Regions from separate parts of the Homo sapiens genome. Here regions 1 and 3 are each linked to region 2. Evidence: read pairs that join two places in POLR2A ChIA-PET (ENCODE). Cell type or tissue: OCI-LY7. All regions are shown on one strand. Links, peaks and the distances in the headings refer to the core of each region. The heading gives the core; the rest is flanking DNA. Region 1 has its middle 110 kb from the start of LHX2. Region 2 overlaps DENND1A (DENN domain containing 1A). Region 3 overlaps DENND1A (DENN domain containing 1A).

Region 1 (10,323 bases), core at 2,252-6,251, 510 kb after region 2:
TCTCAAAGTTCCTCATGCTGCTTTGCCATCATTTCCCCCCTCCCCTCAAATTAGCCCCTAGCAACCACTGATCTGTTTTCTGTCCCAATTGTTTTTTGTTTTTCTTTTTCGCAAAATGTCATCCTACAGAATATAATCTCTTGAGTCGCGCTGCCTTCACCTAGCATAACGTGTCCGAGAGCCATCCATGTTGCATATATCAATAATTCTTTCCTTTTCATTGCTGAATAGTATTCCCTTGTATGGATGTACCACAGTTTGCTTCTCCATTTGCCATTGAAGGACAGTTGAGTTGTTGGCAATTATAAATAAAACCACTGAAAACATTCACATACAGGCTTTTGCATGGACATGTGTTCTCATTTCTCTTGCCGGGTCATATGGTAAGTGAATGTTTAACTTTATAAGAAACATTTATAATAAACATTTAACTTTATAAGAAACTGCTCAGCTATTATCCAAGATTATATCATTTTGTTTTTTAATTTCTTTTTTTAGTACTTCATTTTTATTGCTGTTCTACAAAAACATAGATCCACAATGGATCAGAATTAAAAAGCAACCTGGTCCTACCCTACAGTAAGTTTTAGGAGCTCTAGTTTGCAAAGAGTCAGTAGATGAAGCATTGGGGAAAAGGCTTATCAGCAAAGACAGCAACACTTGCAAATGTCTAGGGGCACCTAGAGGACTGAGAGCTTGGAATGGAGAGGGTGGCTGGTGAACAGGGAGGCTGAGGATGGGGTCAGGGACCAGATGGTGCGAGATTCTGGGGGCTAAGCTGGGACTTTATCTGGAGGAGTGTTTGGAAAGCCATTGAAAGCTCTTAGGCAGAAGAAAATGATTTGATTTACATTTCAGAAAGATCCCTCTGGCTGAGAGTGGCAGCTCCCTGCAACTCCCGCAGGCCTCCAGGCCAAAGAAGAGGAGACCCAGACTGGGATGTTGGCAGCAGTGGGCTTAGAAAGTACAATGGATAGAATTTGGGGATGCACTAGATGGGGGTGGGGGGCAAGGCTTTGAATGGAGTGAAGGGGACTCAGCTGCTCTGGCTTAAGCTGGATGCCCCTTTAGGGGAGTCAGTGGGATCAGGAGGGGCCTGCGTGGGGTGGGAGTCAGTCAGAGATGGAGACCTCCCAGCTCTGCCTCCAGGAGTGCCTGCCCCGCCCAATCTGGATTCAATTCAGCTGTCACTCAGGCAGGCCTCTGAAATGTCCCCAAACAGCCAGTGATTTGTGCAGGCCTGGCCAGCCCGTTGTTTCTTTGGGATGTGGTCTTTGCCAAGATTAACAAAGGGCTCTGGGGGTGTTGGGGGGCATGGGAGGAGGTGGCCAGGGAGAGGGGGCTCATCTCAGGCCCAGCCGCCGCCAGTGAAGGGTGTTGATTTCAGCCTTCGTCTTAAGTATACGTGGGCCTCTGGGCTTTTGAGGTTGTGTGCACACAGCTTTCAATTGCATGTAGGCGATTCAGTGCACTCGTGGGTATGTGTGCATCGGGCATCTCTCTCGGGGTGCCTGCGTCACTGTGCACTGATGGGGATCGCCATACATGCAGCGGTATCTTCTCTGTCTGCCCCTCCAAATCTACCCTCTTCCCTGCTCTGTGCCCCAAGGAGGCTGACGCTGTGCAGCACATCAGCCAGGTTCCTTGTTGTCTGGGTTCAACCAGGGGGAGGCTTGGCCAGGAGATCAGAGGGCAGGGAGGGATGGGACAGGTTGGCTCCTTCCCCATGGGGCTGTGGCTCGGGTGCTGTCTCTCTCCCACAGCCACAATTTCCACTGGACAATCCTCTCCAAAGCCACAGCTCTTACCAGCTCCTGCAATTGTTCACTCCCCTGGACCCTTCAGGCCTAGCACTCTCCGCTATGGCCAGCCCCCAGGTGCTTCGCTGTGGCTTTGGGGTCTCCCTTAGCCCTGCCCTCACCCTTGTAAATGGCCCCTTGATAAAATTTTCCTCACCTTGTTTGTGCTGATTGTTCCCTGCTGGGGTCCTGGCTGAGACAGCCCGTGCATACATGTGGGTATGTGTGCAAGTGTTCAAAGTGCATCGCTTGAATGGGTCTGCACACATATCTGAGTGTATTTGTGCACACATCTGCACGTGCTTTGTCCATGTGGGCATCCTTAAATGTGCCTATGTAACCATTTGAGAATATGGGCACATGTGTATGCATGTATGCCCATGTGGGTGTGTGCATTGTCTCGTGTGTTTCACATGTGCATGCTTTTGGGTGGGAATGGCTGCACGTGGCTATGAGTGTATGCTGCCAAAGCCAGAATAAGGGCAGAGACTGATAGTTGCAGGTACAGGCGGCTTCTCCTACAGGCTCCCAGACAGCCAAGTATCACAGGGCAGCTCCTCTCAGGTTCCCCCATGGGGCCTCTTAAGAAGCTTTGCCCCTCCAAAGGGAACTGTTCCCAGGAGTTCAGCTTGTTTTGTTCAAAAAATATCACTGGGGCCCCTGCTGCCTCCATCATTACCCTCTGAGGCGCTCCCCTCCCCATGCCAGGTAGCCTCCTTCGGCTGCAGTCTCAGGACCTCAAACCACTTGCAGCTTCAGATGATGCTCAGAGAGCAAGACCCACCTTTACTGAAAGGGTTATTATCTTTGCTCCATAACAGGCTTTTGCAAGAACTCAGAAGTTATCAAGAAAATCCAACTCGGCCAGGCACGGTGGTTCATGCCTGTAATCCCAGCTCTTTGGGAGGCTGAGGGGGGTGGATTGTTTGAGGACAGAAGCTCAAGACCAGACTGGACAACATGGCAAAACCCCGTTTCTACTAAGAATACAAAATAGTAGTTGGGCACAGTGGTGCACACCTGTAATCCCAGTTACTCAGGAGGCTAAGGTGGGAGAATCGCTTGAACCCAAGAGGCAGAGGTTGCAGTGAGCTGAGATCATGCCACTGTACTCCAGCCTAGACGACAGAGCGAGAGTCTGTCTCAAAAAAAAAGAAAAAGAAAGAAAATCCAACTCAAACTCTATAAACCAACTCTATAAAAATGAAAGATTTCTGTGCAGCAAAAGGAATCAAATAAATTTAAAAGACACACAAATTTACTAGAAATAATTATCTATAATTTATATTATAGACTAAGAGTAATATCTATGACATGCAAAGAGTTCCTGCAAACAAATAAGAAAATAATAACAACCTGATAGTAAATGGGCTGACATATTGTCAAGTATTTCAAAAAGAAATATTACCAAAAGCCAGTAAATAGATGAAGAAAGCTTAAACTGTCGAGTAACAATGAAAATTAAAATGTGTGATAAAATCACTTTTTGCCCAACAGGTTTACTAAACTAAAAAATGTAATATTCAATGACAAAGGGGGTGTGGGGAACTGAGCACACTCACGTGCTGTGGGAGGGGATATAAATTGATATTGGAGGGGAGGGGACAATTTAATAGTATCTGTCAAAATTGATAGATTTGGGGATTACAGTGCACATCCTATACCCAAGCAATTTCACTTGCAAAAATCTGTGTTGCACAATCACTAGCACATGCATGCAAAGATATGTCTGTAAGGTTATTCCTTAAAGAATCAGTAGTGTAAAAAATGTATTACATTGGTGCAAAAGTAATGGCAAAAACCGCAATTACTTTTGCACCAACATAATATTTATAAACAACTTAAATGTTGTTTAGAGGAAATATGGGTGACTAAATGTTGGTATATCTATACTCTGGAATACTATAGCACTATTTTAAAAAGTGAAGTAGGCCAGGCGTGGTGCTCACGCCTGTAATCCCAGCACTTTGGGAGGCTGAGGCAGGTAGATTGCCTGAGGTCAGGAGTTCGTGACTAGCCTGGCCAACATGGCGAAACCCCATCTCTACTAAAAATAGAAAAATTAGCTGGGCATGGTGGCAGATAACTGCAATCCCAGCTACTTGGGAGGCTGAGGCAAGAGAATTGCTTGAACCCGGGAGGCAGAGGTTGCAGTGGGACAAGATTGTGCCACTGCTCTCCAGCCTGGGTGACAGAGTGAGACTCTGTCTCAAAAAAAAAAAAAAAAAAGAAAAGAAAAGAAAAAAGAAAAAGAATGAAGTAGATCTGTAGTATGGACACAGAATCTATAAAATTCATAATACCTTTTCTAATATAAAAAGAAAAATTGAAAACAATGTATTATTAACCCTTAATAGTTTAAGATAACAGGTTAAAAAAAAAAACAAAAGAGGCCGACTCTTTTGTTTGCTCATGCAAACAAATGATGGCTCATGCCTGTAATCCCAGCAATTTGGGAGGCCGAGGCAGGTGGATCACCTGAGGTCAGGAGTTCGAGACCAGCCTGGCCAACATGGTGAAACCTCGTCTCTACTAAAAATACAACAATTAGCTGGGAGCGGTGGTGGGTGCCTATAATCCCAGCTACTTGGGAGACTGAGGCAGGAGAATCGCTTGAACCCAGGAGGCAGATGTTGCAGTGAGCTGAGATCACACCAAGACACTCCAGCTTGGGCAACAGAGCGAGACTCTGTCTCAAAAAAAAAAAAAAAAAAGAAAGAAAAGAAAAGAGAAAGCAATGTGTTAGACAACCCCATATTTGTTTCTGAAAAAAAAAAAAAAAAACTGTGTGTGAATGGGCTTAATATTTTGAAAAGTATTAATGTGGTTATAAAAATATTTTCTGAGTATGCAATAATGGGTCAGGGAACCAGCCATCTGCCTTGAAAAGATAGTCCAGAGCAAAGGGCAGTCATGCCTTGCTCACAAGTCATGCCAGAACGTGAGAGCTCTTAGTCTGTTCAAGCTGCCATAGCAAAGTGCCATAGACTGGGGGGCATAAACAACAGAACTTTATTTCTCACAATGCTGGAGGCTGTCAGTTCAAGGTCAAGGTGCCAGACAATTTGGTTGCTGGTGAGGGCTCTCTTCCTGGCTTGCAGATGGCCACCTTCTCACTGTGTCCTCACATGGTGGGAAGAGAGAATGAGAGAGAGATTGCTTCTTCTTCTCATAAGGCCGCCAATCTGGTTGGATTAGGGCCCCATCCTTCTGATCTCATTTAACCTTAATTACCTCCAGAAAGCCCTGCCTTCAAATACAGTCACACTGGGGGTTAGGACTCCAACATATGAATTTGGAGGGACATAATTAAATCTATAGCAAGCTTCATGGGGAATTGTGTTGCAACAGGGACTACCCAAGAAGGTGACCAATAATGGCCATCTTGAAGTCTGGCTACCACAGCCCATGTTTTGTGGCATCTTTGGATAATTTCTTTCTGATGCAAACAGCCTTGGAAGACAGGCAGAGTCTCTCCCTCTAGAGCCAAAAGCAGGCATGCTCACTGCCCATTAGAGAGGGCTTGGGCTTCCTAAACTCGGGGTTCCTCTCCTGTGACACAGTCCACTGTGTGTTCCCAGGATTTCTGGGGCTCTTCATGTTGATATGTGGGAATTTAGGCTTGGAAACCAATGAGAAAATGCTGATACTCTGGCTGCTGCTATTGCTGTGAGTCATGACCTGTCCTTTGTGTCAGACCCTGGAGCCTCATGTCTTCTACCAGCATCCATGAAGCTGTGGCAGGCTAACTTGTTAGCTTGCAAGTAGGGTAAAATCTCACACCCTAGACAGTGCTTGACAGTCCTCTGTTGCACTGAGTCAGGGTTCACCCTTGTGGCCAGAATATGGCAGAAGTGATGTTATGTAACCTCAAGACTATGTCATCAGGATAACGTAGCTTCTGTCTGGTTCTCTTAGGATGCTCACTCTTGGATCCCAGATACCATGCTGTGAGGAAGCTCAAGTTGCTCTATGGAGAGGCCCCCATAGAGAGGAGATGATAGCCCATGCTAGCTTGCCGGAAATATGAGGAGCCAACTTAAAATGGATCCTCCAGCCCAGTCCAACCTGCAGATCATTTGCAGCCCTGCTGACATCTTACTAAAATCTCAGGAGCAACTCCGCCAGAACTGCCCAGCCAATTCCCCCTCACCAAATTCCCAACTCAGAGGAATCAGGAGAGATATTACATGATGACTGCTGTTTGAAGCCATTACATTTTGGGTTGATTTATTATGAGGGTTGATTATTAACACATGGGACTCTTGGCTCAGCACCCCCCTAGTAGCAGTGGCAGCCAGCAGAGGGAGACTCGAAGCTTTCCTGTGTTGTTCAGAGGAAATATGGATGACTAAATTTTGGTATATCTATACTCTGGTATACTGTAGCACTATTAAAAAAAAATGAAGTAGGCCAGTCACAGTGGCTCACACCCATAATCCCAGCACTTTGGGAGACTTGAAGCTTTCCTGTGTCGTGTAGAGGCAGTGGTAAGAGCCAGGGCCACTGTGAGGCAAGAGAGGGTGACTTCAGGCCAGAGGGAATCTGGGTGGGGCTTTTGGGCTATGGCCTGGATGGAGGATGAGAAATTACAGTAGCCTCAGCCTTCAGTCTGAACACTTGTAGGGCACATGGCAACCAGGGAGAGGGACACAGTCCCAGAGGCCAGAGAAGGCAGATGGTGACTCTGAGCCTATGGCCCCAACTCTCCCTCCCCCACACAAGGCCACTGATATGTTTTGGCTGTGTCCCTACTCAAATCTCATCTTGAATTATAGTTCTCATAATCCCCAAGTGTCATGGGAGGGAGCCGGTGGAAAGTAATGGAATCATGGTGGTGATGGTTTATAAATGGCTTTTACTCTCTTCACTCAGCTCTCATTCTCTCTCCTGCCACCCTGTGAAGAGGTGTCTTCCACCATGATTGTAAGTTTCCTGAGGCCTCCCAGCCATGTAGAACTGTGAGTCAATTAAATCTCTTTTCTTTATAAATTACCCAGTCTTGGGTATTTCTTCATAGCAGCATAAGAATGGACTAATACAGCCACCTAAGCCACACTTCCCCTTAAGCATCCAGGCACAACCACTGGAGAGAAGCGAGACAAGGGAGCTATCTGGGGAGATCAGGAACTACAAGAAGGACCAGTTTAGATGATTGGACTGGACAAATGGAATCCACACATAGGGGAAAGTGTCCTATTGTTCCCACTGGCCAATGGTTGTGGGGCTCAAGAAGACAAAATAAAGAAACAACATTTATCCACATTTCCAAGTTGTAATGTGAATAACATTTGTGATCTTGCGAGCTACACACACACACACACACACACACACACAAACACATGCACATGTAAATAGAAAACATCTGAAAGGATCTATGATCAATTGATAACAGTGATTACTCCTAGAGAGAGATTTTTTACTCTATTGGTTTTGTTTTTATTTTTAAAAATGTATTTATCTCTCTTTTTTTGCTAAAAGCATTGAAGGGGGAGAGAGAAGAAGAAAGTATCAGGTGGTGGAGGAATACGTCTGAAAATGATCGTTGGGTAGGCAGGTCTGGGTTAGGAATCCTGGATCCACAACTTACCTGCTGTGTGTTGGAGGGCAAGTTAATAAATCCCTCTGAGCCTCAGTTTCCCCATCTATACAATGGGGGATGGCAATAGGACCTCCTTCCTAGGACAACGGTAAATATTCAGTGAAATAACCCATGTAAAGCATTCAGATCAGCACCTGACACGAAGTCAATGTTAACTTTTGTGTATAACAAATCCTATCATCAGCATGTTTTGCTTTTGTTCATTATTTTGAAAGATTAGAAATTCAGAAAAATCAAGAGAATAGTATAATAATCACACATAATCATTCCACCTAGATTCACAGCAAATATACAGGCATGTGTTCTCCCTTTTAAAAATGAACCAAACATTACAGATCAAGCTGCAGCCCTCCCAGCCACCCCCGGGCTCCCCTCTGGCCTCCTTTCTCCTGGGCAGGTCCCAGCAGGAGTGTCATGCATTTGCTTTTGCTCCAGTCATTCTCCCAAGTGCAGCTCCCGTGCTGGGTGGTTGGAGGCCTTATACCCTGAACCCGATGATGCAGAGAGGGACGCCTAGAGACACAGGTGGCAGGTGAGCAGCAGGCGAGGCAGGAGGAGCCATCCAAGGGAGGGCCCCATGAGCTGCCCCACAGAAGGGGAGGTGAGAAGAGGGCCGGAAGCTGTTCCAGGCGCCTGATGGGCTCTGAGATCTGCCAGTTTCCTGACAATGGTTTAGTCATGATCACCTGCACACAGTCCCAGGGCCACTTGCAATGTCACCTGCACAGTTAGCCCCACCTCCCAGTGTCACCAATACAGTCACAGAGTCACATAGAATGTTCCCTGTACCATCAGCCCCATCACCCCATGTCAATCCAACACATACAACGTCACCTGCCCATTAGCGAGTCTCACTATGCACAGCCAACACTCACTCATGCTGTCACCTGCACAGCCACGCAGTCACTCACGACCTCACCTGCTCACGCCCAGTCCCATCGCAGTGTCACAGGCACAGTCATGCAATTTCCACAGCAGCGTCCACACAGTCCCTCATGGTGTTGCCTGCACACAGCCACGCAGTGTCCCAGGCACAGTCACACACAATCCCACAGAGTCACCTGCCTGCAACCAGCCACGCACAGTCATTTGCCGTCCCATGCTTGCCGCCCCCAGCCTTGCCAGGGGGTCTGACATCACAAACAGTGTCACAGGCAGACCCCTCCCCTGCAGAGCCCTGCCCACAGACCCCACTGCCCACCATGTGCCCGCCGGTCAGCCTGGGCTGGGGCTGCCCTGGTCAGAGGCCTGGGCCTGCCTTTGCCCTCAAGCTGGCTCTTCAGGAGCAGCTTGGGTTCCACTTGAGCCCCAAGGATGATACTGGAGCCGGGGGCCTGCTGCTGCTGGAAGCAGAGCCAACGCAAAGAAAAGCCTTTGTTCTTGGTGGGTCGGTCATTAAGAGGAGCCCGAATCCCTCTGCCAGCCCCTCCCCTCCAACAAAGGAACAAAACAGCAGCTATTTTTAGACTCGTGTCAAACTCCCCCTCAGACCCTGGGTGGGGAGTCCCGGTAGAGGGGCGTCTGCGAGGGCTCTAATGAGCCTGCGGCCGGCAGGTCCTGCTCTCCAGGCAGCTGGCCCTTGGCTCTGCCGGGGGAGAAGCGAGCCCAGGATACTCCAGAGACAAAGAGGAGGGCCAGACAATGAGAACAATGCCCGGAGCCCCAGGATGCCCACTTCCAGAGAGCAACCCCCACTCTTTGGAAGGAGGTCTCCCTGGACACAGGGCAAGGGCATCAGGACACCCCCTACCTTGTGTAATCCTCCAGGCACCTCACTGGCTCCGTGTCCCAGAGGAGGCAAGTGACTTGCTTGGAGGGGCAGGTGATTTCTGCTACATGAACCTTGTGTGATGGGATACTCTGGATGGCCCAGATCCAAGTCTGATGGTCCAGATCCCAGCTCTGCCCCTTACACTTGTGTGGCCTCAGGCCTCAGTTCCCCCACCTGTAAAATGGAGATGAGGCCAGTCACGGTGGCTCACACCTGTAATCCCAGCACTTTGGGAGGCCGAGGTGGGCGGATCAACTGAGGTCAGGAGTTTGAGATCAGCCTGGGTAACATGGTGAAACCCCGTCTCTACTAAAAATACGAAAATTATCTGGGCATGGTGGCGCGCACCTGTAATCCCAGCTACTCAGGAGGCTAAGGCAGGAGAATTGCTTGAACCTGGGAGAGAGAGGTTGCAGTGAGCCAAGATCGCACCACTGCTCTCCAGCCTGGGCAATAGAGTGAGACTCAGTCTCAAAAAATAAAATAATATAAATAAATAAAATGGAGATGATAATTCTCGCCTCCACAGTTGCTTTGAAGAGTCTGGGGGATAAGACCTGGGCACATAGCAGGTCCTCAGCCAGTCCGAGAGCCCTGGATTGTGTGGGCTCCTTGCCAAGCAAGGGCTTTGTCTTGTTCAAAGCTGGATCCAAGGGCCCAACGCACTGCCGGGCACATAGTAGGTTCTCAATAAATATTTGCTCAAGAGGTTAATGAAGGGTCCTTACCAGCCTTCAGCCCTACAGGCTTGACCCAACTTAAGCCACTTTCTTCCCAAGCGCTGCTCCCCAGCCTCCTCTTGGAAAGAAACTTGCTGGCTAGGGTGGAGCCCTCGTCTGCAGGTGAGAAGCTGCCTCCCCAGGCTGGAAGTCCCATGCTGCAATGACAGCGTTCTGACACCAGGGGGCGCAGTCTCTTAAGGTTTCCACAGCAGCCTGGGTCCTTCCCGCGGGGGCCTGGAGGGCTGGAGAGGATGCGGCCCACCCGGTGGGGCACCTGCCCACCCTCGTTAGCGGAGATCTACGGGGTCGTTCTAAAACTCTATGGAGCAGCAGCATTACAACCAAGTCATCATCCCTCAAAGCTTAGAAAGAAGCACTTCTTCAGGTCTCGCCTCCTCCACTGACTTTAAGCCACTTTCTAGTGCCCTG
Region 2 (10,323 bases), core at 4,039-8,038:
ATCCTGGATTCCAGCCAGCACGTTGTTACTAGAATCAAAGAAAATATACGTTAAATGATCAGCAGAGTTCTAATACAGATGGGAACGATTATTGCCATGATTACAACAGAAAAAGCAGTTAAGGTTGGATGAAGGGCATAATGTGTTTCAAAGAAGAATATTTTGTATTTGCTGCTTCCTCTGTCATCAAGAGATGTGATCTAACTGTCCATTCTGATTGGACAAAGTACTTGGAGAGCTGCCAGCAAGCATCTCCTCCCCAGTTGCACACATGCCATCCCATGACACTATAATTCAGAAAGCCTCTGCCAACTGCTTCATTCACGGAGCCACGGGTTGCCTAAGTCAGTGACTGAGCAAAGGCATGAGAACTAAACTCCAATGGGTTTAAAACCTGGGCATTTTGGATACACCGGTCCTGCCGTTGATTTCAGGGGTCGGTGTGTATGTGTGTGTGTGTATACATTATCATTTATGTTACCTACCAATAACAAATGTGCTAGACATTATATGAGGAACTTTAAATTCATCTATTCTAATCCACATAACAACTTTGCAATACCCATAGATACAATACCCATTTTACAGAGAAGGGACTAGGCCTAAAGAGGTTAGTTAAATCACTTACCTAATACCACAAAACAAAGTCAGTGGTAGACCTGGGATTTGATTCCCAAGTATGCATTTCTTCCTTTGTGCCACACTGACTTTGTAATATAGAACCTGAAATCCCCAAGCTCACTCCCCATGCAATGCTTTCCTTTGGGTTAGGGGAAGGAGGTCAAGGGATAGCGAGGAAGGGTGTGATTGGCAACTTTTCCATCTGTCTCTGTAGTATGGGATATAGTCTATGAAATGTGCAGATGGTATTTTGTGAACCTAGAGAAAAGACACCTGACTCAGACTGGGGTGAACAGGTACTTTTCTTCTGGGGCAGCTGGTAGAGTAGAGGTGGATGGACAAGAATGGCTCTTTGGGGACAAAGTTGGAGAAACAAGGAGTGGTAAGTAATGAGACAGGAGAGGTTTGCTTCCAACTGAATACTAAGGAGTTTAGGCTTTATCCTGAAAGCAATGGATAGGCAAGGGAGGTTTCTAAACATCACATGTATATTTTTAAATTGCTCAAACATTTAAAAATAAGAAAGGACACAATTCCCTCATTACCATTCAACAAATAAAATTCAAGCAAAAATCCTTTCTTTCCCCAGAATATAAAATGTCCTCCTTACTACAGATCTCAGCAGTAATATAATATGTCTTGGGAACATGTAAAACAGACTTGAATATTAGCAGCTCAGTTTGCTAACTATTCTAGAAGACTTTTGTATTTGATAATAGCTAAAGAAAGAACTATACACACAATTGCAGTGAAAGTGGAGTTGTCTTTTCTTCTTCTTCTTCTTCTTTTTTTTAGGTATCTGCTGTGTGTATTCAGCTTCTCTTTGCTTCTAGGGGCAAGGAAATGCCCTGTGATATTTTTTTTCCCCTTAAACTGTAAACCATTAGTTTAGCTGCCAGCTACACAAATGCTCAAACTTCCCAGTGTGCCTGGCTCTGCTGTCCAAGCTTTTTCCAGTGTACACTGAAATGAATGTGTTTCTAATTAAGTAGCTTCAGGAACACGACAGCTTCAATGTCAAAAATACAAAGTCTGAACCCTGGCAGGAAGTCTTAAGACTGCAAATGTCTCATCTAGTGGAACCTTGCCTAATGTAATGAAAGGAAGCAGGAAGAGTACAAATTCCAGAAAAATGGCCACTTATTAATGTGACCAGAAGCACAGCCTAACACATAGAAGGGAGAAAGCACAAATCCATAATATTTAACTAAATCTTATCACCCTTCCCATCTCCTACATTTAATCATGCAATTGACCAGTGACCATGGGTTTTAACCAGAATTGTAGAACTGAAATTCCAACAAATGAGTTAATATACAGAAAAAGACATTCAAACGGTTGAAAATAAATATGTATAGCAAAACCCCTCTGTATAACTTAACCATAGGATCTTATGTATGTAGACTTTAATGCTACACCCTTTTGTCCTACAATAAAAATCAATGATACCCTGAAAGGAAAAAGGGACCTCATGGAAGAGACTGAAGAGGCAAGAAAGGGCAAAATGGAACTCATTCTTCAAGTATCTTTAGATAGGCATTTTTTAAAGCCCAATAATTATCCAAAGAGTAATTATGGCCTATCGCAGAAATGTAGTTTTCTTAGCCAAGTATTGTTAGAACTGCAACAGCTCTGTATTTAGAAAATATTTAAAACACATTTATTCTGAAATCATAGCAGCTCCATGTTTTGTATGAATGCAAATTTGGACAAATACCTTTTACATTGTCATCATTTACGTATCAAGCCTCAGATACTTCCCTGAATCTACTGCATGTTTGCTCTGCAAATATATAATTACGAATTCCAAGTGGTGAGAGGGAGAGGGAAGAAAAAGAAACCCAGAATTTCCTGAACATCTCAATGTGGTACTTATCCAATTGGGTAATTCTAGGTACAGTCTGAAAACAATTTCTATTCTCACTGTATCTCAATAATTATTGTAGCTACTGACTCAGTTTCTTGGAACCTCTTCTTTGTCTTTTTATTTTTAAAAGAAATGTTTGGGGAGAAAAACACCTACCCATGATTATATTATCCTAACACAATTACTTTTTCTTTTGCATTCCTTTCTAATACTGGCTCACATTAACAGCTTTATATCTTTGAAATTATAAAGTGCATACATTGTTTTATTTTCTCATTGGCTACATGAACATTTCCCAGATTGTTCTATAATTTTTGTGATTATTAAAGACTGCATAATATTCCACCAAATATGGATGTATCATAATTTATCGAATGCTATCCCTAGAGTAGACATTAAGTTGCTTCCAATTTTCTATAAGTATCACTGTGATAAAAATGAACACCTTCATGTTGCATGAATTCCTAGACACCGAATTACTAAAAATTAAAGGACAGGGCTGTTTCTTATCTTTTGTTATATCCTAGCAAAGCATTCTCCAATAAGGCAGTACCTGGCCTAGTAGAAATCTTTCAGGATTGTTGTAGAGATTAGAGACAACCTCTGACGTACCTGGCACAGCAGCAGCACATGGTAGGGTTTTCTCTGAGCCCCTGGCATGGCTGGCACCATTGGACCCACTCTCCTATTACCCACAGAATGGTTTCTTGTTCCAGCCCTGGTTCTGTAGCATACCCGCTCTAGGATACCTGGTAAACTGCTGGTAAGAATGGTCAAGATGCCATGAGGAATGGGAGGTGCTTGACAGGCACACACCATCTCTACACATGGATTTCTGACTCCCAAGCACACTCTTGTCTCCCGGATACTCCACTGAGTTCAGGAGGGTTGCTCATCACTCTCGTCAGGAGGGTGCCTTTCCTTTCTAATGTACCACCAATAACGGAAAAACTATCAATGAAACAATGGTTCATGACTTTCTGATCACTTGGACACATTTTTAAAAACCTCTTATCACTCTTGAGCATACATTAAAAATAAAACAGCAAAATAAATTGGGTAAGCTATTTAAAAAAAAAAAACTTCTTCATATTCAGAATCCAACACATCTGAATCCTTTTCTAATTCAGAGGCATAAACGTCCATGTTTTTCCAAGGGTATCTCAGTTACAAAACCAAACCAAAATCCATCTACTAGAAGTGATCTTCCTGTTTAGGTTCAAGAAAGAACTTATTTGTTGCTGTTCTAGAAAACATGAATGGAAATATCTGCTTCAGTAATAGCAAATGTATATACTCTGCTTCTCTTCTCCAGAGCCTTTTAGCATTCACAGTGACTTTACCTTTCAATATTGAATCATAGTGCAATTTTGAAGACATTTTAAACGGCAATTAAACAACATGTGCAGAACCAACAATGCACATAATTAAATTAAAGTGGTGATAATATTAACAGTTATAACCAAACTTATGCATAGGCAGGTCATGACAACCATGTCACAACTGCTGTATGACTGACAGTGATTGTAGGATGCTATTGTACATCCTGGAATAGCAGAATGGGGTATATCTGTATGAAGCTTTTGTTCTCTGGGAATTACTGCACTATCTGATTTCATCAGTTACAAACGTGAGAGTAAAAGTGACTCTTTTTTCCTTCTCCCCTGAAAAGGAAAAGGGCTCTGTTGCTGGTGTTGAGGCAGACACAACAGAATAACCTTTACCTGGAAGATATCTTTAGTTTGAATCCTCTTAAGAGGAAAAGGAACTTTTATTGAGCTACTATAATTCAGTCACCTTTATGCATTACACACATAATGCTCAAGGGAACTCTGCAAGGTGGTGCGATCATCCATATTTTCAGGTTAGGAAACACGCTCAGAAAGATAAAATTTGCCAAGATCGCACAGCTGGTCAGTGGTGAAGCCGTACTTCAGACGCAAGGCTGCTGAACAGACAGCCCAAGCTCTGCACATGAGGTCACACAGCACATACTCAGTACTTAAGCTGAAAGGAAAAGAGCGCTGGGGTACCAAAAGGGCTATTCGCCAGTCCTCTTGGTTCCAGGCCTGTGATGCTGAGCGCTTCTCTGACAGGTAAGTCCTATGGCATGAGCTTATTCCCAGCAAGGAAGAAGCAAGAATATGGAAACTGCAGACTTACTAACGATCCTGTAGTCCTTGTTCATTATTACCGCACTTTCACAATTTGTTTAATTCCTTTCCCCCAGATAACCAGGGCTCTGTTAATCATGTTCCCCTGAGGTGAGCAGCTACTAATTGGAAATGAGTCCAGTGAAATAAAGGAACACTGGCTGCTTAAAAAAAAAAAAAATACAGCTTCCCAAGACAAAGTGGGAGGGGAGAGGAAACAAGGGAGAGGCGGTCCCTCCACCTCCAGGTGGGCAACACCTCTGCTATCATGAAGGAACACAGCTTAGGGCAGCCCAGGGATTTGGAAAGATCACTGTTTACACATAGGTATCCACGTTACAATATACACATCACAGTGTCACCTTACCTCTCAGAGGGCCACCACCTTCTTAATTAAATACCCTGATCAGGCAAAGGGGATCCCACAGTCAGAAAGAAAAACTCTGAAGGAGGTCTTATGTGAGCTTTTCTTTCTTTTTTTGTAAAAGACACAAACGTGTAAACACAGATTGTCTTGTGGTTTTAAATTCTGCTCGAAATAATGAGCCTGGCTTTATTAGAGAGGTTAAAGGACAAGAGAACGGGAAAAAGAAAAAGAACAGACACCAGAGAACATATCTTGCTGGAGAATGCGAATGATCATGGTTTTGGGCTTAGTGAGAGCGATGAGACAGCTGCTCTTCAGGCTAATGTAACTGCCAGTGTAGGAGAGGAAGCCAGTAAGAGCAGCCACCACTGACTGCAAATTTGCCAAGAGCCAGCATAGGCTAAGGCATTTTCCTCATTAGATTCTCACCATAGCAGCATAAGGAGGGTGCTATCAGAACTACCATTTCACAGATGGAAAAACTAAGATTGGAAAAGCTAAATCATTCATCTGACGTCACACAGCTAGTAAGTGGCAGAACTGGGACTAGAACCCAAGCCCATGATACGGGGATCAAGCAAGCTTCTTATTTCCTGGAGACCAGCATTCCCACAGCCTGCAGAGGAAGGAGGTTAGGTGGTTTTCTCTAACCTGCTCCCTAAGGGCTGGCCTGCAGCTGTGACAAGACCTAGGAGCTTCTACATTCTGTCTGAGCTCCTCCTCCCCTGCTACCTTTTCCATCACAGGAAGCTTCTGGTCCCTGAAGTGCCTCTGAGCTCATCTCAGTCACATGGTGGCCCCACAGGCCTCAGCTTCACTATTTCTTCAAGTCCTACTGAAGCCATGCTGCCTGCCTCTCAGATTGCCCAGTGGTGGCTAACACCTCTCTTGGTAGGGGCTTTTGTCCGGGTTACCCATTTGGCATAAAGCATGTGCTGATTTGAAGGGTGACTCTAGATTGTCAGTCACAAAAGCACAGAATCCTGTTTCCCAGAGCCTCCCATGGTGCCATGTGCAGAGCAGGAAGGGTAAAACAGTCGAGCTATTTACTGAGCACACACCACATTTCAAGGGCTGCATGGGAGGCTCCAGCCACCTTATCTCATTTAATCCTCAAATAATCCAATTTACACCATCCATTTTATAGCTTTTTTTTGAGACAGAGTCTTGCTCTGTTGCCCAGGCTAGAGTGCAGTGGTGCGATCTTGGCCCACTGCAACCTCTGTCTCCTGGGTTCAAGTGATTCTCCTGCCTCAGTCCCTCGAGTTGCTAGGATTACAGGTGCGTACTACCACGCCTGGCTGGTTTTTGTATTTTTAGTGGAGACAGGGTTTCACCATGTTGCCCAGCTTGGTCTCGAACTCCTGACCTCAGGTGATCCACCTGCCTCGGCCTTCCAAAGTACTGGGATTATGGGCGTGAGCCACTGTGCCTGGCCATTTTATAGACTTAAAAAGGTATTCTCAAAAACGTGCCTATGGGATCACCCAGTTAATGGTGATCCCAGCCCAAATCCTTCTACTTCCAAGTCTCTTACGCTACTCTTACTTGCTAGTGACTTCTCTTAACCATTATGCTACTGTCGACAAAAAATGGTTACTGGATAATTATAGCTAAAAAAGTAAAATAGCTAGTGGGTTCATAGTCAGAATAAAACTATATTTGCCTTACTAGCTGGAATTGACTGATACTCTTTTCTGTTCTAAGCGGGATTTAAGGCAATTTATATGAATATTTGCAACATAGCAACAAAAGTATGAAAAGAAATAGGAGCTAAGGGGAAAAAAAAAGGAAGCTGTGGCAAGGTTAGTGTTTCTATTTCATGCTGGGACACCTGCTGGGATGGTCACAGGTTTGGCTCTGAGCACTCTGGCCACCAACCCAAAAGGGAAACAAGACTGTGAGGTGTTTTGTGGTGTCCACAGGAGAAAAATAAACCAGCCACCCAGGAGCTTGAATTTTCAAAAGGCTCCTGGGGAGGGAAAAGTGTTTTCCACAGGCCGGTTAGTCAGTCAGTCAACAGGTATCACTAATATCAGGCACCATGCTGGCCTGGGGCAAGAGGATAGAATAGATCTGGTCCCCATGTGAAGCTCACAGTTAATGGCAGATCAAATAAGCGCATTATTGCATATGCGCAAACCGCTACAAGGAGACGCACAGGGTGTTGTCGGGTACACAACGGAAGGGCCTGAGATGACCTCATTTCATCTCTGCAGCAATCTTGAAAGGTGGGTCCCCATAATTCACAGAGGAACCCATGGCTCAAAGAGGTTAAGTGACTCGACAAAGGTCACAGCTGGTGAGAAGTAGAAAGTATGGGGTAACTGCCATGAGGTAGGCAAGCTTTTTTCTTTTTAGGGGAAAAAGTATTTAATGTCTTTCCTGGTTTCCAACCCAGCCCTCTCCGATTTATGAGCAACAACAGAGGATGACGATCCATGAGGAGACCAGGAATAATTCTAGATTAGGGGAGAAGGCAGAGATGGCCTAGTTTCCATTTGTGGTTTCGACAGCAAGAGCACGGGGCCCTGCCACAGCAGAGGTGAGCTCAGCGTGCACTGATGTCCAGTGGGCACTGGAGATGGTTTGCTAATGCAAGACACGTGTATCACTGGAGCTGATCAGTGACTGGGAAAGGGAGGACAATGCCCTTCTGAGTGTGGCTTTGTGGCTTCCTGGGGTAACCTATGCAGGTGGGGGTGGTGGAGATGCCTTCTAGAGCCCCAAGCCACTGGACCCAACAGAAATGAACACATGAGTTACAAAGATAACACCTGGACAAAATTCTGGAGAGGTCAACATCAAAGCCTGGGGTAGCCCGCCCTTTTGAGCCTCCTTGGCCTACCGGAAGGCGACAGACTCGGAAAACATCAGGAAGGGCTCCGTGGCTAAGACCACTGCGGCAGGAGAAGTTAATCACAGAGCAAAGGTCAGGAGACAGGGCTCTCTGCTGCCACAGAGAATTCAATGAGAACCGTAATAGCTAAAGCCAGACACGGAAAGGAAGTCTCAAGTTGTGAGCCACAAGCAGCCCATGAGAGCCTGTGGAAACACATGAATGAATGAGCCACAAAATAAATAAGAGAAAAAGAGAAAGAGGCTTATGGAGAAATAAATGAAGAGAAAGTAACAGAAAAAAAGGATAAAAAAATAGCGCAACTGATAATAAAAGGAGATTTTCTCTTGCTGTTTTTCCAGGACTCATCCCATGTGCCAAGATGCATAGCATCCAATTACCTTTGCAGCCTCGCCTTTCCATTCATCACGTTTTAAAGGGAAGACGAACCCGCACTTGCTGAGAGGTCACTCAGAGCCTATCACTATGCTGGTGCTGCACATACTGTCCCTGGTGCCAGCACCTGAAAAAGGCAGGCACACTATCTCCAGAAGCCCTGCCATGAGGTCACTTGCTGCACTGCTGAAACTTCCTGTGACCCTGATGTTACTTGGTCTGTGGCCTCTGCCTTATGGGTGAACTATGGCTCCCAGGAACATATCTAGAGTGTCGTTGCTATAGAGCCCCCTATACTGTGCCCCAGAATGTCCAGAGTTTTCTAAGTGTTGGGTTCAAGCCAGGCTCCAAATCAGGGAGGAATGAGGAATGTGTCACTCACGTACAGAATGTGTCATGAGAAATGGAAAACCAGGCCAATGCTCAGGCAGGTAGGCAGGAGTCGGGGCCAGCAACGTTGCATGGAGGCCAGCAGAAACTAGGGCAGGGGAGGCGGGCTGTTGCCCCTCCCGACATTAGGCAGAAGGAGGGGGCTGGGGAAGGTGGGAGCGGCAGGGCAGGTCCAGAGGCTCAGAGGCAGATACAGTAGCCAGGAGGTGGTTAGGCTGTGGTCCAGACAGCTCCCCAAAGGGTGGGTGGCTGAGCCAACAAGCACCATTCCCCTATGTGGGAAGGTCACTCCTGTGTTAAAGGGACACCTTGTCTTCTTTAACCCTGAAAGTCTCAGTAACGCTGGGAGTGACACTGCTGAGGCCAGTGAGAGCTGTCCCGCTATACTCCTGACATCGGTGCCTTCCGGGGTGCCTCTAGAGGGACAGGGCTAAAGGCTGAATGGCAACCATCTACACAGACTAACCCATTTTTATAGACCTTTCGCTTTTTGCTATATGTACTTTAAAAGGCTAAAAAAGTTTTTTATTTCTTCTTATTATTATTTTTGAGACAGAGTCTCGTTCTGTCACCCAGGCTGGAGTGCAGTGACGCGATCTCAGCTCACTGCAACCTCCACCTCTCAGGTTCAAGTGATTCTCCTGCCTCAGCCTCAGAGTAGCTGGGATTACAGGCACACGCCACCACGCCCAGCTAATTTTTGCATTTTTAGTAGAGACGGGGTCTCACCATGTTAGCCAAGCTGGTCTTGAACTCCTGATCTCAGGTGATCCACCCACCTGGGCCTCCCAAAGCGCTGGGATTACAGGCATGAGCCACCGCACCCAGCCTAAAAAAGTTTTTTATAATAAGAATGTATTACTTTACTAACAATATAGACTGTATTAAAAATCTAATGTGTCTGGAATTAGTGGTGGTGATATATCTATTAGATGGATAGTGGATTAGATAGTTGGAATAGACTACAAACCACTGATCTGTATACATACATTGATTGACTGATTGATTGATTGATTGATTGAGACAGAGTCTCACTCTCCTTGACCAGGTTGGAGTGCAATGGCGTGATCACAGCTCGTTGCAGCCTCAACTCTCCACGTTCAGGTGATTCTTCTACTTCAGCCTCACAGAGAGCTGGGACTACGGGTACACACCATCACACCTGGCTAATTTTTGTATTTGTTTTACAGGGACATGATTTTGCCATGTTGCCCAGGATTGGTCTCGAACTCCTAGGCTCAAGCAATCTGCCCACCTCCCAAAGTGCTGGCATTACAGGTGTGAGCCACTGCAGTTCGGGCCAGAACTGTATACTTTTAAAAGGGTGAATTTTGTGGTATGTGGATTAAATTTCAACTTAAAAAATGTAGCAGAGAAATTGAAAAGACAGTTTTCCTATAGAGTCTTCAGTATAGAGATCAGCACAGAATCTGTAACATAGATAATACAAAGGGCCCAGTCTCTTCTTTACCTAATTTTTCCACCTGGAAAACAGTTCACATTGAAATTGTCCAGTCTGGGCATGGTGGCTTACACCTGTAATCACAGCACTTTGGGAGGCCAAGGTGGGCGGATCATTTGAGGTCAGGAGTTTGAGACCAGCCTGACCAACATAGTGAAACCCCTTCTCTACTAAAAATACAAAAAATTAGCTGGGTGTGGTGGCGCATATCTGTAATCTCAGCTACTT
Region 3 (10,323 bases), core at 4,183-8,182, 65 kb before region 2:
TTCAGGTCTTAATGATTTATTTAACGAAGCTGTTTTATAGCTTCCAAACAACTAAGGACATTATAAATAAGAACTATGTGCCAGGCGTGGTGGCTCACGCCTGTAATCCCAGCACTTTGGGAAGCCAAGGTGGGCGGATCACCAGGTCAGGAGATCAAGACCATCCTGGCTAACACGGTGAAACCCCGTCTCTACTAAAAACACAAAAAATTAGCCGGTCGTGGTGGCGGGCGCCTGTAGTCCTAGCTACTTGGGAGGCTGAGGCAGGAGAATGGCGTGAACCCGGGAGGTGGAGCTTGCAGTGAGCTGAGATCGCGCCACTGTACTCCAGCCTGGGCGACAGAGCAAGACTCCGTCTCAAAAAGAAAAAAAAAAAGAACTATGACAACTTCATTCATTCACATCCTACTGAGCACCTTCTATGTATCAGGTTCTGTGCCAAGGATACATGAGTAAACATGACATTCCACTGTCTTCTGGAGAAGGCTTCAATTTTCTTGTGGAAGGGTAGCCTAAGCCTGAATGTCATGTAGTCATATATTTCAGAGAATGCAACCGCACCCCACAGAAAATCAGTGAAGATATATATCCAAGAACTGAGGGTGGGGATGAAATCAACACAACTGTATCCTCTAATCATCACAGATATCATAATGTCCTATACAGAACAAATCCACCATCCCTCCATCAACTGTGTGCTGGGGGCATAGGAATAAGATCTCCTGTCTCCTGTTCTTTTTTTTTTTGAGACAGAGTCTCGCTCTGTCGCCCAGGCTGGAGTGCAGTGGCACGATCTCAGCTCACTGCAAGCTCCGCCTCCCGGGTTCACACCATTCTCCTGCCTCAGCCTCCTGAGTAGCTGGGACTACAGGCGCCCGCCACCACACCTGGCTAATTTTTTTGTATTTTTAGTAGAGACGGGGTTTCACTGTGTTAGCCAGGATGGTCTTGATCTCCTGACCTCATGATCCGCCCACCTCAGCCTCCCAAAGTGCTGGGATTACAGGTGTGAGACACCACGCCCATTCCCAAGATCTCCTGTTCTTAAGAAGTTCATAGTCTAGCTATGCATATGAAGTCACTTAGCACCATTTCAGGCTGCAAATTGTCAAATGTTATCATTGCTTGAAAATGGATCAGAAAGATTTCCTTTTCAGAGTCTCACTGAAAAAGTGAGAGACCCTAAAGTGAGAACATCTGATTTTAAAACACCAGTAGCAGCAACCGTTTCTCTTTGCCACTGCTTCCACAAAGATAGAGTATTTAAAACTGCCGTGGTGGCTTCAGCTTAATCCATGACTATAGTCCTCTCTTGTGTATTTCTAACTAGAAGAGAATATTTACTGGTCATGACAATTCTGCAGGAGATGATCCTCCCTAACTCTAAATGCCTGTGGTTAGCCACCATGCAGCTGCTGGGCTGTGCCTTCGCTTTACATTTACACATTCGTGATGTGGTGTTTGTGTGGCTTATTCCTCTCAGGTTCTAAGATGAAGCTGCAGCTGATACGTTTTAAAACTAAGTATTGGCCGGGCGAGGTGGCTCACGCCTGTAATCCCAGCACTTTGGGAGGCCAAGGTGGGCAGATCACCAGGTCAGGAGATCAAGACCATCCTGGCTAACACAGTGAAACCCCGTCTCTACTAAAAATACAAAAAAAAAAGTAGCCGGGCGTGGTGGTAGGCGCCTGTAGTCCCAGCTACTTGGGAGGCTGAGGCAGGAGAATGGTGTGAACCTGGGAGGCGGAGCTTGCAGTGAGCCTAGATCGCACCACTGCACTCCAGCCTGGGTGACAGAGCGAGACTCCATCTCAAAAAAAAAAAACAACAACTAAGTATCTCTATTGTGCAACACTGAAATATGACCACCAGCCTTTCTGATGTATAGCATGGGGAAACAGGTATCAGTCATTCATTTGTTCATCCAGTCAGTCAACATTTAATGAGCACCTACTAATACCAGACTATGTGAGGGACATCAATGTGTATAAAACATGGCCCCATGCTTTAAAGGAGCAAAGTAAGAAAGGAGCCAGGATTATTAAATGAGATCAAGTTAAAGCCTAGAATTCCTCCAGGATGGTGCAAGATATACTAGCTATGTTTTATTTTTCAAGTATTTCATATGAATTTCATTTGAACATATGGGAAATTTCATTTTGATCATATTCAGTTATGCTCTTTGAAATCATTCAGTTGAGATTGATCATAGTGTTTAAGTGGATTTCCTGCTAGTTCCCATCTTCTCTCACTTAGAGAGCTACTTTTTACTTGGGCAGTCTACTTCTAGAACAATGGTTCCCAGTTCATTGATCATTTATTGTGTGACTCCAAGGTAACAAGACTCTCAAACTGGGTTCTGAACAACATCAGTGTCCCTGTGACGTGGGCAGTGGAGATTTGGTGCCAATATTGAACAATGGTCATTTTTTCTCAATAGGCAACAAATGTTTTGATGAATTAAGCCTCAATTATATTTTCTCATATGCATTTAAAAAACTGACTGTAGGGCCGGGTGTGGTGGCTCACGCCTGTAATCCCAGCACTTTGGGAGGCCAAGGCAGGCAGATCACCTGAGGTTGGGAGTTTGGGACCAGCCTGATCAACAGGGAGAAACCCTGTTTCTACTAAAAATACAAAATTAGCTGGGCATGGTGGCGCATGCCTGTAATCTCAGCTACTCAGGAGGCTGAGGCAGGAGAATCACTTGAACTTGGGAGGCGGAGGTTGTGGTGAGCTGAGATGTCGCCATTGCACTCCAGCCTGGGCAACAAGAGTGAAGCTCTGTCTCAAAACAAAAACAAAACCTGACTGTAATTTTTTAAATGACTCTGATTTTCAACTCTTGGTACCTTCCACCCCTATTTGTCCATAATTGCTGGTGGGCAATAAAATGAATAAATAAATAAATAAATATTAAAGGAAATAATTAAATATGTGATTTATTTCAAATCCTTTATGTATCATTTGAGATAAAAGCCATACTTTCACAATTAGTTCAAAAGAAAGAATTAAATGGGCCAGAATAATTTCAGGGTGTTTTGCATGGCTCCAGGTTCTTGGGCACTTGTTGAACAAGTATGGACACCACTATTCTAGAATGTCGCAGTCTCATCTTTCCCTTCCTCCTTTACTTTGTCACCCAGGGATGGTCACTATCATTTAGTTAACATCTACTATCAGCAAGGCACTATGCTGGTGTTTGGTGCATATTATTGCTATTTTTCTCAAGAGTCCTGCTAGCTAGGCATTATTTACATCTTACACATGAGAAAAGTGAGTCTCAGGATGGTGAAGTAACTTCCAGAGTCATCTTCTAGTAGATGACAGAACTAGAATTAAAACCCAGGTGATTCCAAAGGCCATACTCCTTCCATCACATTCGGTGGCCTCCTTAGCCACTTAGAGCCACAGAGCTATAGTGATGGTCCCTGAAGTCCTGGGGCAGAAGCACCTCCCCTTATCCTTGCTTCATTCCCAGGACATGATCTTGACTTCAGATGACCACTAAAATGGGAAAAAATGTTAATTAGCAAGTTACCAGCCCCTTCTGCAGTCCCCTTTACACTCCCCCATCAATGAATCTGCTTAGCTCCGGCCTGTAGGTTTTGGCTATAATTCCTTATCCACTTGCCTAAAATATACCGGAAAATAAAACAAATGTTTCATGAACTTTTCCTACAGATATTCTTGGGTCCATATTCGTGCTTCCCACAGACACTGCTACCCACTTAACAAAAGCACGGACTCTGTGAAAAACATTTTGGAGGTTCCTCAAAAAGTTAAACGTAGAATTACCAGATGACCCACAACTGCGCTTTTAGGTATATAGCCAAATGACTTGCAAGCAGGTGTTCAACTATTAATTATACACACACATTCACAGCAGCACTACTCATAACAGCCAAAACATAGAAACAACCCAGGTGTCCATTAACAAGTGAGTGGATAAACAAAATATGGTATATACAGATAGTGGAATATTATTCAGTCTTAAAGAGGGCTGAAGTTCTGATGCATGCTATAACACGGATGAACCTGGTGAACATGATGCTACCAAAATAAGCCAGGCAAAGGGACAAATATTGAATGATTCCGCTTCTATGAACTATCTAGAATAGGCAAATTCATAGAGACAGAAAGTAGACTAGAGGTTACTAAGGGCTGGGGGAAAGGGAAATGAGAAGTTCTTGCTCACTGGATACAGAGGTTCTGTTGGGAGTGATGAAAAATGTTGCAAATAGACAGTAGTGATGGTTGCACATTGTGAATGCCATTCATGCCAATGAACTGTATACTTAACAATGGTTAAAATAGCACATCTTATGTTATATGTATTTTTTACATTTTTTTTCCTTAAAGCATGGGCTCTTTAGACAGACCTGGGTGTGATGGGGTGAGTCCCAGCTCCACCACTCCCAACCTGTGTGGAGGGTCACAGAGCCTCACACAGACACACAGCTGCACACACACATCAGTCCCTTCCAGGCGTCATGCAGTTTCCTCTTTCTCCCGGTTTCCTTGCTTCCTTATCTCTCATCTTGCTGTACTGTACATAGTGTCTTAAGGTTCCTCAAACCTATTTTCAGCACAAGATGGGGGCACAGACAAATTAGTCACATCCCTTATGTGTGTTCTGGGAATCCTCTGCTTGTCTGTGTGGAGGGCAGGGAGTGCGCACCCTCCCACCCATCAAGGGTTCTTGATTCTTTTTCCATCTTGAGCCACCGCGAGGCTGAGTCAACCGAAATCTGCTTTCTTGCGATGCTGTGACAAGTTGGCCCCCACAGTCAGGCTCCTGCTCACAGACTCAGTTCTTCCACTCAGAAGGCTTTGAAATACAGCATTTCAAAGCTTTATTCACAAAGATGTTTAGTGGAGTATTACTTATAATATCAAAAGACTGGAAATAACCTAAATGTCCAACAAGGGAGGGTGGTTATGGAAATTATGGTAGTTATACTTGATGGAATATTCTGCAGTTATGTAAAAATGCATATGAAATCTTGTTAAATGGGGGCGGGGAACTAACTTTTAACTGAGATTTGCTTGTACCTATGTAAACCCTTTGCATAATGAAAAAATAAAGAGTAAATACAAAAGGCATATGTAGTAAAAATCAGTGGGACTATGGTGCTGTTTTGATTTTACTACTTTAAAAATATTTTTCTGCTTTCCACTACACCAAAAACAAATCCGAAAACAGTTTTTATTGTTTTTTCATAAACAACTTGAGATCAACAGGGTTACTCAATCAGGACACAGATATATGTGGTGTTTTTCCAACCTGCTCCAACACAACCTCGTGCATTCATCCTTGAAAGCCAGGCTATCAATCTGCTTTTATCTCAACTTCTGCGTCCTCCAGGGGTTTTAGGTGGATAAATATGACTCAGCAGAATCACATGCAAAATCATGGGCTATAAGGTGGATGATACCAGTGTACCCACAGCTGAATCTGGAAGCTGGCCTCTTGGGATGAACTAAGCAAGTGGGACCAGAGTGAGCTGGCTGCTGCCTGTTTAAACAGTTTGCTTACTGCCCCCACCCAGCATTCGCTCCCTGTGGGCAGTAGCTCTGTTCCCTTTATCTTAGGGAAGCCCAGCTAGCAGGTTGGCCCAGAGAGGGCCACACAAGCTAGCTGAATAAACAGCTCCCATAGTGCTCCATCTACACTGGCCTTTCCACAGACACTGGCACAGAAGAGGACGCGTCTTCAAACACCAATACCCATGGGTTTTGCTCTTTAACCTAACATATACCAAGGACCTGCGGTGGGCCAGACATGGGGAGAGGAACCCTCACATGCACCGTCATGCAGCATGGGTTATGAAATAAGAAACTCTAAGCAGAAAAGGGGATGAATTGAAAGCACACAAATCTATCTGCAAAAGTTCTTTAAAACTGAGACCAGCGTGTGTGAAATGTGTTTCGAGGGGGGTGTATTAGCCTTATTCAGATTTCATGATGATATAATTTTAAACAAAGGAGTGAGGTAAAAGATTGTTTAAAAAATTCTTTCGTTCTCTCTAGGAAGGAGGAATATTCAAGGCAAATTTTAGAACCATACTGCTACACATATCCTCCAAAAGTTGCAATCTTCTACCATGCAGAGAAAGGACCCTCGGCCTAGCAATTAAACTCATTTGTCTTTTATCCCCTTCTTGCCAAAAAGGACCCCAGCCCTAACTAGTTAATCCCTAACACACACTGCTACTCCCAGAGTTGCCTGGCAACTGCTAGGAGGCGTGTCAGAGAGCAAGAAAGGCCTAAATAAATGAGCTGGAGCCTGGGCTGCCGCTTGACATGGATAAAGGGGGTTTCTCTGGATGGGGCTGCCTGGCTGCTGGTAGCTCTGTCATTTAAGTCGAGAAGGACAAGTTGGTTTGACTGATATTGTTAAATATCTTGGGCTTTGCATCTGATTTTCTCCAGGTGACCGAAAAATGGGCCACATGCCCTTGTGATTTGCAGACACCTTCCCCTCTATCAGGAAGCAGCAACCTCTGAAGCCCATAGATAGGACAGGATGCAATGTGTATGCACCAGAGGCCAAGTGGAGCCCCTCTGCCTCAAATGCTTCCCTATTCCCTAATTTCCTTCACCCATTCTCCCGTCTATTATTCCAAAATATATTCACTGATACCTACACACGGTGCCACGACCTGTGCCTGGTATTGGAAATGCAGAGAGTTACTAACACGGAACATGTGGAAACTAGAACAAAGACAGGCGGGAGGATGTGTTGGAGGGAACCTGGGTTTGGAGGCTGTCTGCTGGCTCTGCTGCTTCCTAGGAATCACTGCAGCCTTCGCTCCATCCCCTGTGTGTAAAGGGCTAGTGAGGGGCTGGGATGGAGAATTACTGAGAGCACGGATGGGAAGCAACTCGGAGTTGAACTGAGTGCTGACCCTGTGGGAGGCCACTGAGGTGAACTTGGCAGTGACTGGACACCCCTGGCATCTCAGTTTCTGACCCTGAGAGAGTCCTTTGGAATAATTCACCCGGCCCTGAAGACACACATCACCAGGGAGCCAACACTGGCCCTCCCCGCCCTGAGCCGGGCACCCAGCCTCCCCAACAAACCCGCAGAAAGCACAGATGGGGAGGAGAAGCCTAGCTCCTGGCACAGGGCTGGGCCTCAGCAAGCGGTCCCCTTCCTTCTTCCTTCTGGATCTGGTAAAGAAAACAAAGCTCAGGAGTCCCCCAGCCAGCTGCATTCTGAATTTTTTCATTAGGAAAGAGAGAGAGAGCGAGAGAGAGCGAGAGAGAGCGAGAGCGAGAGAGAGAGAGAGAGAGACAGAGAGAGAGAGAGAGAGAGAGAGAGAGAGGCCAAGGTGGTAAAAATCTCAAGGGAGCTCTGAGCCAGGGAAAAGTTCTTCAGACGTGACTGCAGAGGAGGAGATGCCCACCTCTGCTTCTCAGGCCAGAGCTCGACCCCTCCTTACAGAGCCAGGCAGGCCACGGACTGGAGCTGTCCCCCAACGGGCTCCAGACTGGCAGGGTCCTCCTCAGAGGGAGGAGGTGGGCGAGGGCAGGGTTCTGCCCATCTTCCCAGGGCCGTCAGGACAGGCACCGTGCTGGGCTTATTTAAGCCTCACTACACTCCTGCAAGGAGGGGATTACACATCCACCTTATGGAAGGGGAACTGAGGATTGGAGAGGTGAATAACTGCTCAGGGTCCAGGGAGGCAGAAGCAGAGCAGACAGGAGCCCGCTTAGGTCCCTCATGTTTCTGTTTCCAACAAAACACAGCACTGTGACTGCAGTAACCTGACAGCCATGACCCCACCTCCACCTCCCCCACCTGTATGGGCAGTACCCCAGGACCCTGCATGGTGGGCACTGTTGTGGAGGCACTGTGAAGCAGGGAGCACAGGTGAGCCAGAGGGCTGGTAGCACTGCAGCTGGGCTGCCCTGCGTGGCGTTCACATACCTGGCCTTCTACCCTGCAGGCTCATTCTGCCCCCAGTGACCTACTGTTCTCAGGCCCTGCCCTGGCACCCGCCTCAGGGGCCATTCCCTGCAGACATCCCCCTGTGTCTGCTCACCAGCTTTCTCTCACACCTTATGTGCCAAAGGCCTTAAATGGACTCACATCCGTTTACCCAGTAAATCCATGTCAAGGAATCCGCCTAAGAAAATAATTCAAACCATGCATAAAGATTTATATAAAGATGTTTAGCACAGTGTGGTATCATGAAACATTACTGACAATCAAAAAGACCAGCATGCCGGGCACGGTGGCTCATGCCTGTAATCTCAGCACGAGATTTGGGAGTCTGGGGCTGAAGGATCACTCGAGCCCAGGAGTTGAAACCAGCTGGGCAACATAGCAAGACCTTATCTCTACAAAAATTAAAAATAAATTAGCTGAGTTCAGTGGCATGCACCTGTAGTCCCAGCTAGCTGGGAGGCTGATGTGGGAGGATCACTTCAGCCTAGGAGGTTGAGGCTGCCATGAGCCATGATCATGCCACTCCAGCCTAGGCAATAGAGCGAGACCCCGTCTCAAAATAATAATAATAATACAATAGTAAAATAATTTTTTTTTAAAGACCAGCACTAGGAAAAGATGGTGGGCCTTGGCTCTGATTTCAGATCACAGGAACTTGACAGAAATCTCTGAGGGGGGCCTGGACATTTGCCTTTTTAAAAGCCGCCCCCCCCCCGCTCCTCATCCCTCCGTGATTCTGATCCGCGGCCAGGGTTGGGAACCACAAGGGTCACCTGATAGGCTCTGCTCAGCCACTGTCAATGATGTCTAAGAAGAGTTTTTATGTGGTGTGGAAAATGCTTACACAAACTAAAAGGCAAAAAAAATATTAATAACTAGGATACTGGATTGCTTTCTCAGGCATATCTCATCTGCCTAGAAGGAAGTTAAAAAACCAAAACCCAAAAATGTAAAAACAAAAGAAACGAAAAATCCTAGAAGCTGGATGGAAACCTGCCACCACTGTATCTCACCTTGCGACGATAGGATTATGGGTGGTGCTTTCTCATTTCTAGTCCTGTTACTTCAAACCTTTTTTTTTAAGAGTTAGTCTTGCTCTGTCACCAGGCTGGAGTACAGTGGCACAATCTTGGCTCACTGCAACCTCTGCCTCCTGGGTTCAAGTGATTCTCCTGCCTCAGCCTCCTGAGTAGCTGGGACTACAGGTGCGTGCCACCACGCCCAACTAATTTTTGTATTTTTAGTAGAGACAGGATGTCACCACGTTGGCCAGGATGGTCTCAATCTCTTGACCTTGTGATCCACCTCTCTCGGCTTCCCAAAGTGCTGGGATTATAGGCGTGAGCCAATGAAGAGCAGGTGCTATTTTTATAACCAGAGAAACAACAAAAAGACAAGTGGCCTTGGGGAGGGCCTCAGCACACCCTGGCAGGCTCACTCAAGGCACCATCCTCCCCCCGATGCAGCCAACGCCTCCTCCCTATTTCTTGGGCTCATATGTACTTTGCAGTCATTATTTTAAACTAATCCGCTCAACATTTTTAAAAGACAGGGTCTCACCCTGTTGCCCAGGCTGGAATGCAGTGGCACCATCTTGGCCTACTGCAGCCTCAAACTCCTGGGCTGAAGTGGTCCTCCTGTCAGCCTCCCAAGTAGCTGGGACCACAGGCATGTGATACTACATCCAGCTAATTTATTTTTTGTAGAGATGGGGTCTCTCTATGTTGCCCAGGCTGGTCTTAAATGTGCCACCATGCCTGGCTGCCCCAAGCAATCTTACATGGGGAATGTTGTTACATCATATTTTAGAAGAGGGGAATTTGCCAAAATTAAATCTATAGTTTAAAAACCATCTAGGTGACATGGTGATGACCACGACTTGAAGCTTGGTTGGAAAATTCCAGGCCTTCTGGTTTCCTTCTCCACCTTATGGAAGAAAGCCATTGTGGTTCAGATGAACAGGATTGAAAGGCTGACAGGTCTGCCATATTTCATTGATTCTAAGATGAAAATTACTTCCCATTGTAACATTTCTGAAATCTGGATGTGTCTTATAATTGGTGGCATCCTTCGATTATAATTGGCACCACTCTTTTCCCTTTCTTAATGGTACATAAACTAATAGTACATCTTATGACTGAACAGCATCTTACATTCAAGGACAAGTGCCATGTCTCCATCTAAATCCATCATGTTATCTCTAAGCTGATAGAATATTACATAGCCATTAAAACTATCATAAGACAGACTTTAATTTATTTCACCAGTTACCTAACATGGATACTCAGTATACTCCAGTGTTTTACCATTAGAAATGCTGCTACTGTGAACACCTTGGCATTAAGCATTTCCTTTTGCAACTAGGG

Evidence for each region. Peaks named below come from ENCODE experiments on the same cell type or tissue, not always from the same donor. Only the 100,000 strongest peaks of a DNase experiment are listed, where the experiment ranks them.
Region 1: POLR2A ChIA-PET joins it to region 2 with 6 read pairs; 1 of 35 experiments calls an interaction of 5 or more read pairs at or near these places.
Region 3: POLR2A ChIA-PET joins it to region 2 with 5 read pairs; 2 of 35 experiments call an interaction of 5 or more read pairs at or near these places.

Annotation. Positions count from the first base shown.
Region 1 is chr9:124,116,926-124,127,248 of GRCh38, forward strand. No RefSeq gene overlaps it. Among named protein-coding and RNA genes, the nearest start is that of LHX2, 110 kb to the left of the region's middle. RefSeq lists an enhancer at 6,034-6,193. In OCI-LY7, for the core only: a CTCF peak has its summit at 6,101 (motif pointing right); a DNase peak (open chromatin) is centred at 6,116.
Region 2 is chr9:123,609,784-123,620,106 of GRCh38, forward strand. The region is part of intron 10 of DENND1A (DENN domain containing 1A); the gene reads right to left. Among named protein-coding and RNA genes, the nearest start is that of MIR7150, 130 kb to the left of the region's middle. In OCI-LY7, for the core only: no CTCF peak of the experiment used is centred there; a DNase peak (open chromatin) is centred at 5,778.
Region 3 is chr9:123,544,739-123,555,061 of GRCh38, forward strand. All of the region lies in intron 13 of DENND1A (DENN domain containing 1A), which reads right to left. Among named protein-coding and RNA genes, the nearest start is that of MIR7150, 64 kb to the left of the region's middle. In OCI-LY7, for the core only: no CTCF peak of the experiment used is centred there; no DNase peak of the experiment used is centred there.